2 separate regions of the Homo sapiens genome follow, and region 2 is linked to region 1. Evidence: read pairs that join two places in POLR2A ChIA-PET (ENCODE). Cell type or tissue: GM12878. All regions are shown on one strand. Links, peaks and the distances in the headings refer to the core of each region. The heading gives the core; the rest is flanking DNA. Region 1 overlaps TVP23A (trans-golgi network vesicle protein 23 homolog A). Region 2 has its middle 15 kb from the start of TVP23A.

Evidence for each region. Peaks named below come from ENCODE experiments on the same cell type or tissue, not always from the same donor. Only the 100,000 strongest peaks of a DNase experiment are listed, where the experiment ranks them.
Region 2: POLR2A ChIA-PET joins it to region 1 with 6 read pairs; 4 of 35 experiments call an interaction of 5 or more read pairs at or near these places.

Annotation. Positions count from the first base shown.
Region 1 is chr16:10,777,993-10,783,362 of GRCh38, forward strand. The region is part of intron 2 of TVP23A (trans-golgi network vesicle protein 23 homolog A); the gene reads right to left. Among named protein-coding and RNA genes, the nearest start is that of NUBP1, 37 kb to the left of the region's middle. In GM12878, for the core only: no CTCF peak of the experiment used is centred there; a DNase peak (open chromatin) is centred at 2,869; H3K27ac peaks cover 336 bases.
Region 2 is chr16:10,830,992-10,836,361 of GRCh38, forward strand. No RefSeq gene overlaps it. Among named protein-coding and RNA genes, the nearest start is that of TVP23A, 15 kb to the left of the region's middle. RefSeq lists an enhancer at 3,210-3,339. In GM12878, for the core only: no CTCF peak of the experiment used is centred there; DNase peaks (open chromatin) are centred at 1,091, 2,380 and 4,760; H3K27ac peaks cover 2,077 bases.

The sequences.
Region 1 (5,370 bases), core at 98-5,097:
GAGCGAGACTCCGTCTCAAAAAAAATAAAAATAAAAATAAAAGAAGAATTAGACAGGATCACCAGGTGTGGTGGCTCACACCTGTAATCCTAGCTCTTTGGGAGGCCGAGGCAGGCAGATCAGTTGAAGTCAGGAATTCAAGACCAGCGTGGCCAACATGGTAAAACTCCGTCTCTACTAAAAATACAAAAATTAGCCAGTTGTGGTGGCAGGTGCCTGTAATCCCAGCTACTCAGGAGGCTGAGGCAGGAGAATCGCTTGAACCTGGGAGGTGGAGGTTGCAGTGAGTCGAGATGATGCCACTGCACTCCAGCTTGGGCAACAGAGCAAATCGCTGTCTCGAAGAATTAGACAGGATCACATAGAACTTAAAAACTTCCTGGAGTGTTCCAGAAGATAAGACTCTTGGGTGTCTCTTTTTGCTGTAAACCTAATTGAGAATTTCCTAACTGAATAAAATTTTGTCCCTTGCCCCTGGAGATAAATAAATGCTCTTTCAATAACTGAAAGTTCTTTGAGGGCACAGACCATGTTTAACACATTTTTATATCCCCAAAAGCACCCAGTATTTAAGATTCTCCGCAAACATATTTGTTATGTTGAACCTTGTAATCGAGTCAGTTAGAATCACTGGAAACATCTGTCCTCTTTGTAGAACAATACAAATGTAAAAAAAAAAAAAAAGATAGAGGGTCGGGCGCGGTGGCCCATGCCTATAATCCCAGCACTTTGGGAGGCTGAGGCGGCTGGATCACTTGAAGTCAGGAGTTCGAGACCAGCCTGGCCAACATGGTGAAACCCTATCTCTACTAAAACTACAAAAATTAGCCAGGCCTGATGGCAGGCGCCTGTAATCCCAGCTACTTGGGAGGCTGAGGCAGGAGAATTGCTTGAACCTGGGAGGCAGAGGTTGCAGTGAGCTGAGATTGCACCACTGCACTACGGAGCAAGACTCCATCTCAAAACAACAAAACATACAGATCTCAAAAAAATGTCAAAGTGTGAGCCAAGTGTGCGCTGACCCATGGTAAAATGTGGAAGTAAATGCATTCGAATAAATCCCTTGCCCACCCGCTTCTTTCTTTTTTCTTTTTGGCTGTGGCTCTCCTAAAATAAAATGCAGAAAAATTTCCAGTTGTTGATAGCTTCCACTTAGCTGGGCCCTGATTAACTCAATGGAAAGTGGTGTTACTCAAACAGAGTTCAAAGCCCAAAGCAAGTAGAAGAGGACGCCTGTTGCCCTTTTAAATGTTGCTTTAATCCTATTTTATGCAGGTTGCTCCATCAGCATCCTCCAAGTCCTCATTCAGTCCCTATCTGGAGTTTGCCCAGCCTGTGCCTCTAGCTAATACTGTGTGATCTCAGACCAGTTTTCCAGAGTTTTGAGAGTCATGGCTTAAGTCCTGTCCACTCGTCTCTGCCATCGGGTCCTCCATCCTCCTGCTCCCCAGCAACATGGAGCACACACACACACACCACCAATCACCTCCAGTTCCCAGTGCCATTGCTCTCTAACTCCGCCCTCCCAGGCACCAACCTGGGAGGTTGCCCCTTGAGAGGCAAACAGCACAGGGGCATGGCACCAGCTGCGTGTGTTCCCGGACCAACTGAGAATCAGGCGGCATATTCTTGTGGCCCAAAAACGAGATGCAGATGAACTGGGAGAGGAAGTTTTTATTTCTGTAGCCAGTTACAGGGAGAAGACCTAGAAAATATCGCCAGGCCAACTTAAAATTACCAAGTTTTCCAGAGCTTATATACCTTCTGAGCTATATGTCATGGATAAGTTTGCATTCATCTAAAATAAGTGATTGGCCGGGGGCGGTGGCTCACGCCTGTAATCCCCAGCCCTTTGGGAAGCTGAGGCAGGCAGATCACTTGAGCTCAGGAGTTCGAGACCAGCCTGGCCAACATGGCAAAACTCCGGCTCTAATAAAAATACAAAAATTAGCGGGTGTGGTGGTGCACGCCTATAATTCCAGCTACTCGGGAGGCTGAGGCAGGGGAATTGCTTGAACCCAGGAGGCAAAGTTTGCAGTGAGCCAAGATCGTGCCACTGGACTCCAGCCTGGGCGACAGAGTGAGACTCCATCTCAAAATGAATGAATGAATGAATGAATGAATGAATGAATGAATAAAATAAAATAAAGATTAACTTCTTTTAATCTATAACTAATATCTGAGTCCTGAAGACCTTCCTCTGGAGCCTCAGTAAATTTACTTAATCTAAATGGGTCCAGGTGCTGGGGTGATTACCCTTATCTTGTCTCCTGCTAAATGATGGAGGTTTGGGGAGTCTCTTCAGACCCCTAATAAACTTGTTTGTGGAGGCCTGGGGAGTTTCTTTGGACCTCCCAATAAACTTATTTCATCCTAAATGGGTCCTTTGTTATCTTGTCATACTTCAAGGACCAGGAAAGACCTGGGCACAACTCTAGGTGGGCTTTTGTCACATTCCAGCCTTTGTATAAGGGCACTGGCTCTCTCAGCTTTTAATATTTAACTTCACCACTCATTCAGTGCTGAGACAGCTGTTATGGAGGCCTATGTTAGTGAGAACTGGCCTGCCACCCATGGGCTTGGGCGCTAGACCACCAGCATTCCAATCCTGGCTCTAATCTCTGAGTAGCTCTGTGGTCTTCCCTAAGCTACTTAACTCTGTGATCCCTCCATCTCCTCTTCTGCAAAATGGGAATGCCAACAGGATCCACTTCCTAAGACACTGAAAACATCGGGTGAGGGTGGTACATAAAAGTGCCTGAAACACACACCATGCTCAAAAACAGGTGACAGCCATTACCATCTCAGTCCTCCGTGTCATTCGAAACAACGGTTCCACCACCAAGAGCCAAACTGTGAAATTCCCCCTCTGACCACAACTTTCTCTCACTCCTGAGGGGACTACCTTTTGTCTTTGCAGGGATCTCCCAAGACTCCTGGGCCCCTCACATTCCCCCAGATGAACCTTCATCATGTTCAACTTGAACAGGTGCTATTTCCACACAGTATCCAACATCCCCAACCCCAGCCACATAGAAACCCATTGTTTCAAGAAGAGGAGACTCGGTGCTAACGCCTATAATCCCAGCACTTTGGGAGGCAGAGGTGGGCAGATTACTTGAGGTCAGGAGTTCAAGACCAGCCTGGACAACATGAAGAACCCCCATCTCTACTAAAAATACAAAAATTAGCCTGGGATGGTGGCAGATGCCTGTAGTCCCAGCTGCTCAGGAGGCTGAGACAGGAGGATCGCTTGAACCTGGGAGGTGGAGGTTGCAGTGAGCCAAGATCACATCACTGCACTCCAGCCTGGGTGACAGAGTGAGACTCCATCTCAAAAAAAAAAAAAGAAAAAAGAAGAGGTGAGAAAATGACACAGTGATGAAAGGGGGAAAGGGATTACTCAAGTAAAGTGTTGTCAAGGCAGGGAGAGTCCTGATGGGGGCTTCTGTTCAACTTTCCTCTCTTTCTAGATCCACTTATGCAGCTCTGGGCCCTTGTCACCCATTGTCTTCCTCCCCGGAGGGAAGCACAGTAGATTCTCAACCTGGAATGTGTGTGAAAGCCACCTGAGGAGGTCTCACGTTGTGCACAGGATACAAGGATTCAGATTTCAGGTGGGACCTGGACACATGAATTTCACAAAGAAAAAGCACAGCTCTACCCGGGTTCAGCAAACTACAACCTAAGGGCCAAATCTGGCCATGGCCTGCTTTTGTAAATGAAGTGTGGAGTCTTAATTAGGGAGAGTCAGGTTGGCAGAAATGAGGGAAAACAAAAAGAAAAGGCAGATAAGCTATAAATCTCCCTCTGTTCACGGTCCAGAACACGCAGCCCTCCTTCACAACTAACACAATCTTTTTTTTTTTTTTTTTTTTTTTTTTTTTGAGACAGAGTCTCACTCTGTTGCCCAGGCTGGAGTGCAGTGATATGATCTCGGCTCACTGCAGCCTCCGCCTCCCGGGTTCAAGCAATTATCCTGCCTCAACCTCCTGAGTAGCTGGGATTGCAGGTGCCTGCCACCACACCTGGCTAATTTTTGTATTTTCAGTAGAGACAGGGTTTTACCATGTTGGCCGGGCTGGTCTCGAACTCCTGACCTCAGGTGATCCACCTGCCTCAGTCTCCCAAAGTGCCAGGATTATAGGTGTGAGCTACCGTACCTGGCCAAATAACACAACCTTCCCACACTCAGCTGTCATCAGACCCTCAGCTGATACAAAAATCACAAGTGAACTCACTGCAACCTTGGCATTATCAGTACTTCCCAAAGCCCTCTTCAGCACACAGCACAAGCACTATCCCAGAAAATCCCCAGCAAGCCTTTGTTTCCTGGCAGTCAGCTCCTCTCTTGCTGGCCTGCCCCTTGCTCCTTTGAAATGTACTTCCACACTTGCCTGTCTTTACCTATAACTGTCTTGGTAAATTCTTCTTAAACCTGTGCCACCAGCCCCAGGTAGTTGCTGCTCACCTGTGTCATGAAGTTTTGTTGGTTTTGTTTTCGTTTTTGTTTGTTTTGTTTGTTTTTAAGACAGGGTCTCACTCTGTCTCCCAGGCTGGAGTGCAGTGGTGTGATCAAGGCTCACTGCAGCCTCGACCTCCCAGGCTCAAGCACTCCTCCCATGTCAGCCTTCCAAGTAGCTGTGAATACAGGCAGACACCACCACACCTGGCTAATTTTTAAAATTTTTTGTAGAGATGGGATCTCACTATTTTGCCCAGGCTGGTCTCAAATTCCTGGGCTCAAGCTGTCCTCCCATCTTAGCCTCTCAAAGTGCTACAATTACAGGTGTGAGCCACTGCGCCCAGCCTGTAAATCAAGTTTTACTGGAACACAGTCACACCCACTCATTCGCTGGACTACCAAGCCCAAAATACCCAGAGAGTGTGCCAACCCCTGCTCCAGACCAGCAAGAACAACTTGGTGATGACATTAGGCTCCCTTCAAAACAACCCAAAATGAAGCAAACTGCCCCTACCTGCTCCCCAAACCCACACTCCAAAAAAATCTACTTTCAAAAGCTGTTGGGTGGTTGCTGCCTGACTGGCACAATCCCAAGGGGTTGTGTTCTTTCTTGGAGTGGGTGAGGGGGTAGTGATTGGGAAGGGATATGAGGGAGACTTCTGGATGCTGGGATGTTCTGTATCTTTATCTAATGACTACATGTGTGTAAAAATTCAGTGAACCATACGAATCTCCTGTTGGAAGCCGCTGACCAAAGCCAACCTTTGCAAGTCACTCTGAACATTTTACATGTGATACAATCCAGCAACCACAATCCCCAGGGTTTACCGAAGTGAGCTGAAAACTTACGTCTGCACAAAAAGCAACACACAAATATTTATAGCAGCTTCATTCATAATTGCCAA
Region 2 (5,370 bases), core at 189-5,188, 53 kb after region 1:
ACCAGTGGTAGACCCATGAGTAGATATCAGGTCTCCACCTGCTCCCTGCTCATAGCTTTTCCCATCACACAAAACTGGGGTGCACAGTCCCTGCCAAACCTTTAACCCAAGGTTGCAAAGTGCCTGCCCAAGGGTCAACTCTGGGCTCCAGACATGTTTGGGTTGGACCTGCATAGTTAAAAAAAAAAATAGGCAGCGTTCATGGAGTTAATGGCCAGTATTGGAAAATTGGGGCCAAGTGTAGTAGCTCACGCCAGTAATTCCAGCACTTTGGGAGGCCAAGGCAGGAGGATCTCTTGAAGCCAGTTCAAGACCAGCCTGGGCAACAAAGCGAGACCTCATATCTATTTATAAAAAATAAAAATACTAACCAGGCGGGGCATGGTGGCCTGTGCCTGCAGTCCCTGCTACTTGGGAGGCTGTGGTGGGATCGCTTGAGCCCTGGAGTTCAAGCCTGCAGTGAGCTGTGATCACATCACTGCTCTCCAGCCTGGGTGATAGAGTGAGACCCTGTCTCTTAAAAAGAAAGGAAAGAAAAGAAAAGAAAAATCAGATGTCACTTTTTTTTTGAAGTCTGTACTTCTGTTTTTTCTTAAGGAAGCTCAGGTGACATGGAGCCTGAATTCCCTGTGGTGGGAGCTGAGCGGTGCTATCCCCCCTTAGATGGGGTTGCAGAGTCGAGCTCACCACCCCCAGACACCAGTGTGCTCACTTCATTCTCTGCCACTGGCGAGTTTGCCATTGCTCCTGAAAACCTACTGTTGTAACCTGGGCATGGTGGCTCATGCCTGTAATCCCAGCACTTTGGGAGGCCAAGACACACAGATTATCTGAGGTCAGGAGTTTGAGACCAGCCTGGCCAACATGGTAAAACCCTGTCTCTACTAAAAATATAAAAATTAGCTGGTTGTGGTGGCACATGCCTGTAATCCCAGCTACTGAGGAGGCTGAGGCAGCAGAATCACTTGAACTTGGGAGGCAGAGGTTGCAGTGAGCTGAGATTGTGCCATTGCCCTCCAGCTTGGGCGACAAAGCGAGACTCTGTTTCAAAAACAAACAACAACGACAAAAAAAAAAAACCCGCTGTCAGGTGGGATTCCCCAGAAGCAGACCATACCCTGCATGAGGGTGCATGAGCACCTTAGGGATTAGGCAGGGCTCTGGGGAGGGTCGGAGAGATGGGCTGAGAGGCAGGGAGGCCACACAGGGGTGTGACAGCAGACAAAGGCCCTCAAAGGTGTATCAAAAAGTACCAAAAACTGAGTGGCTTAAAAATCAGAAATTCATTGTCTCCCAGTTCTGGAGCCTGGAAGTCTGAGATTAATGTGTCTACAGAGCCCTGCTCCCTCTGCAGGCGCTAGGGAAGGATCTGTCCCCAGCATCTCTCCTAGTTTCTGGTATTTTCTAGGCTGTGGCTGCGTAATCCAATCTTCACATGATGTTCTCTCTGTATGCGTGTCTGTGTCCAAATTTCCCCTTTTTATAAGGACACCGGTCATATTGGATTAGGGATCCACCCTACTCCAGTGTGACCTCATCTTTCTAATGATGTCTGCAATGACTCTATCCCCAAGTAGGGTCACATGTTAAGGTACAGGAAGTTAGGACTTCAATATAGGAATTTTGAGATGAAGGACATAGTCAACCCTTAACAGAAGGTAACTGTGGCTCACCCCACAGGGGGTTCTCAGAGTCTCCAGTGGGAGGGGGGAGCTGGGGTATTTATACTCTCCTGTCCATCTTGCCCTTGCCCCATTGGCTCTAGGAAAACACACAGGCAAAGCAGGTTCCAACATCATGAGGAGTGTCTCTAGCTAAGAGGTGCAGGGGCTGCTGTTGGAAGTGAAAGCTCACCAGGACCTGGTGGGAATGAAGATGGTGACAGGATCCGAGGGACTGTGGGCTCCTGCCAACCACCATCATGGTGACACAGAGGAAAGAGTCTTTACTCCACCTCTGTCATCCACTACCTTGGTGGGAATTGACCAGTAGGGTGGCCCTAAATGAGTCACTGGCCTCTCTGCCTTACTTTCTCCACATACAGTCCACACCAGCTGGGACCAGAGCTGCTAGGAAAAAGAATGGATGATGCCCACTCACCCCCATCCATGTGCACCCCAACCCAGCTGGCGCTTGGGGAGTGTCAGCAGGTGGAGGTGGTAGAGCCCTCATACCTATCAGCATCAACTCACTTACAGAGGGACTGAGGAGCCCCTGGGAGAAACAGGACCCCCAAATCAGATAGCCCTCCCCATGAGTGAGCTCAGGATATTCAAACACAGGTCTTGAAATGCGGCACCTGGATTCTTGGCCAAGGTACCTCGAGGACTGGATTTTCATTTCTCAGCCTCACTTGGCCTTTATACCTCCGAGACGCTGCATTCACCATTCATAATTTTAGCTCAGTTCACTTGGAAAAACCCAACCACAAAGCAGAGAACTTGAGAAAGGCCCCAGTCTGCATTTGGTGGGTCCAGGCATGGCCACTTCTACCCAAAGGGTGGTGTCAAGGCCCCTCCCTGTGTTCTGCCACAGCCAGGAGACTTTCATCCAACTGTAGCCAGGGGACTTCCGCTCATGGGAGTCACCAAACACCCTTCTTTTATTTTTTATTTTTTTAGAGACAGAGCCTCACTCTGTTATCCAGGCTGGAGTGCAGTGGCACAATCACAGCTCACTGCAGCCTCGACCTCCTGGGCTCATGCCATCCTCCTGCCTTAGCCTCCCGAGTGGCTGGGACAACACAGGTGCATGCCACCAAGCCCAGCTAATTAAAAAGTTTTTTTTTTGTTTTTTTTTTTTAGAAACAGGGTCTTGCTATGCTGCCCAGGCTGGTCTCAAACTCCTGGACTCAAGTGATCCTCCCACCTTGGCCTCCCAAAATGCTGAGACTATAGGCATGAGCCACTGTGCACAGCTGAAATGCCCCTCTGAAGCATATGGGGTGGGACTTCTTGGCCTCATTTTCCAGATAAGTGGCTGAATCTCAGAGAAGAAAAGGGACTGGCCAAGGCCACCCAGGGGGGTGAGACCATCTCTCCTCTTTCATCTTGTGCCCTTCCCTACAATCCCACCTCCAGACCACATGCAAAGTGAGCTTGTTGCCCAGCAGTAACTGGATCCCGTAGACGCCTGCTCAAAACTTTCTTGAGGCTTCCCTGCCTACACAGTTGAATCTCAGTGCCACGTGGCCTGGCCCTGGCGACTTCTCCCCCACTCTCAGCCCCTGCCACTCTATCTTCCTCTCCAGCCCGGGCCACACCACCCACCGTCCTTGGTAGCTGCTCTTGGAATGCACCAAAGTTGACTTGGGGACTATGCCCTCGCCGTCTCCCTTGCCTGGCACACCCTCCACACGCCTTGGTGACTATGCCCTTGCCATCTCCCTTACCTGGAACACTCTCCACACGCTTTGGGGACTATGCCCTCGCCATCACCCTTGCCTGGCATGCCCTCCACATGCCCTGGCATGCTCATCACACGGCCAGCTCTTCCATGTCCTTCAGGTGGCAGCTCAGAGGTCACTTTCTGGAGGAGCCACGGTTGGTGCCACACTAGGACCTTATGACACTCACTCTCTGGCAAACACCTGGGACTCTGCCTGGGGGCTGTCTCTGTCTTCTAGAAGCCTCAAGACCCAACAGTCAAGGCCAAAGGTCTGGAGTGGTGAAGCCCCCAGATGCTGCACCCAACCATTGACTTTCAGGAGCTGATGTACCCCCAATCATCCAACACATCACTCCATCAAGTTCCTTCCCATCTTCATCTGGAAGTATCCAGGTGACTTGCTTGTTGACTATGTGTTTCCCCAACTCGAATGTAAGCTTCTTGAAAACAGGTTCATGATCACCCTCTTCCCCCAGTCCATGTCCCCAGCCCCAGGACAGCTCCTGACTGATAGCAGGTCCCCTGTACATAATTGATGAATGAATGAATGAATGAATGAATGAATGAGTGGGTGATGGAATAAGTCAATGAACCCCAATCCAGTGCTCCTTCTCCCCTCTTCCTCAGCTCTCACTGGAGCTAGAAAACAAAAATCTACCTTCAACCATCTCCTGACTCAGCCCCATCCCCAAGGAGGGGCTCACACCCTGGTCCCTGGGAGATTTTTTTGTTTTTGTTTTTGTTTTTATAAGATCTACACCCAGCCTCAACCCTGAACTCTGAATGAATTCGTCTGGCAGGGGGACCCAGGCAGCAGCGTTCTTAAAAAACTGCCCAGGAGGTGCCAATGTGCAGCCAGGGTGGAGAACCACTGGTTTAGAATTTGGGGAGTAGGGGAGGACCCAGACAGAATCCAAGGTTCTAGGGTGGCCAACTCTCCTAGTTTCCCCAGACCAAGGGGATTCTCAGGAGGCAGGCTCTGCAGTGCTAAAACTGAGATAGTCCAAGCAAACCAGGATGAGTGGGTCACTCTACGTGTTCCCCATGCCACCTGGATAACAGACCAGCCAGCCACACCGCTGCCCTGGCCACTTCTAGAGGTCCAAGTCTCTTGAGATCCCCACTGCCTTGTGGAGAGGGCCATGAATCCTGCTCTAGACCTTGAACATCAGAGGAGGGGAAAGGGCCACAGACGGACAGCATGGGGTGAGATTGGAACCACGGCTCAGGCAACTGATGCTGATGAAGATCAGGCCATCCTTCCTCCTTTCCTCACCCCCACCCCAACCTAGGCAGGTGTGATTCTAACAGAGGGAGCTGGGCTTTCCCATGTGGCTTGTGGGCAGTGCCTATTCATTGTGAGAGTCTTTTGGGGTCAGGCTGGATTTGTTTCCGCTTCATTATCCCCTACCCAGGCCTGGCACATATTAGGTGCTCAGTAAACAGAGGCACGATACTAAAGGCATGCAAGAAATTGATCACCATGTCAGCTGGGAACGACCTAGCTTTTTCACCCACTTTCCTCACTGCACACACCCAGTGTCTGCTATAGTGTCAGACACAGTGGAGATGCTCAATGCCTGTTTGTTGACTGAACAAAAGAAAACATTGACAGCTTTTCCAAACAGGCTTCTGTCTCACTCCAGCCTCTTGCCCATTACTCTGTTGGGGATTTGGGGGCCTTTTCCTCACACCCCTTGGTCTGAGTATTCATCCAACCACATGAATAAAATTAAACTTTTATCTGTTCTGTTATGTAGGGCAAAACTACCAGCTGACCCTAATATCTTCTTACATCAGATGAGGATTTTTGGCTGGCTCATGGTCCTATCAGCTAAAGATCACCCTTCTTGGCCTCCCCTGCAAGGAGTATGGTAATGTAAAGTAAAGCTAATAAAGTAAGTTGTGCCACTTTGGGATTATATTTTCCCTCTGATAGAATGCAGTTGTGATGGTAGGAGCTGGAGCAGCCATGTTGAATCA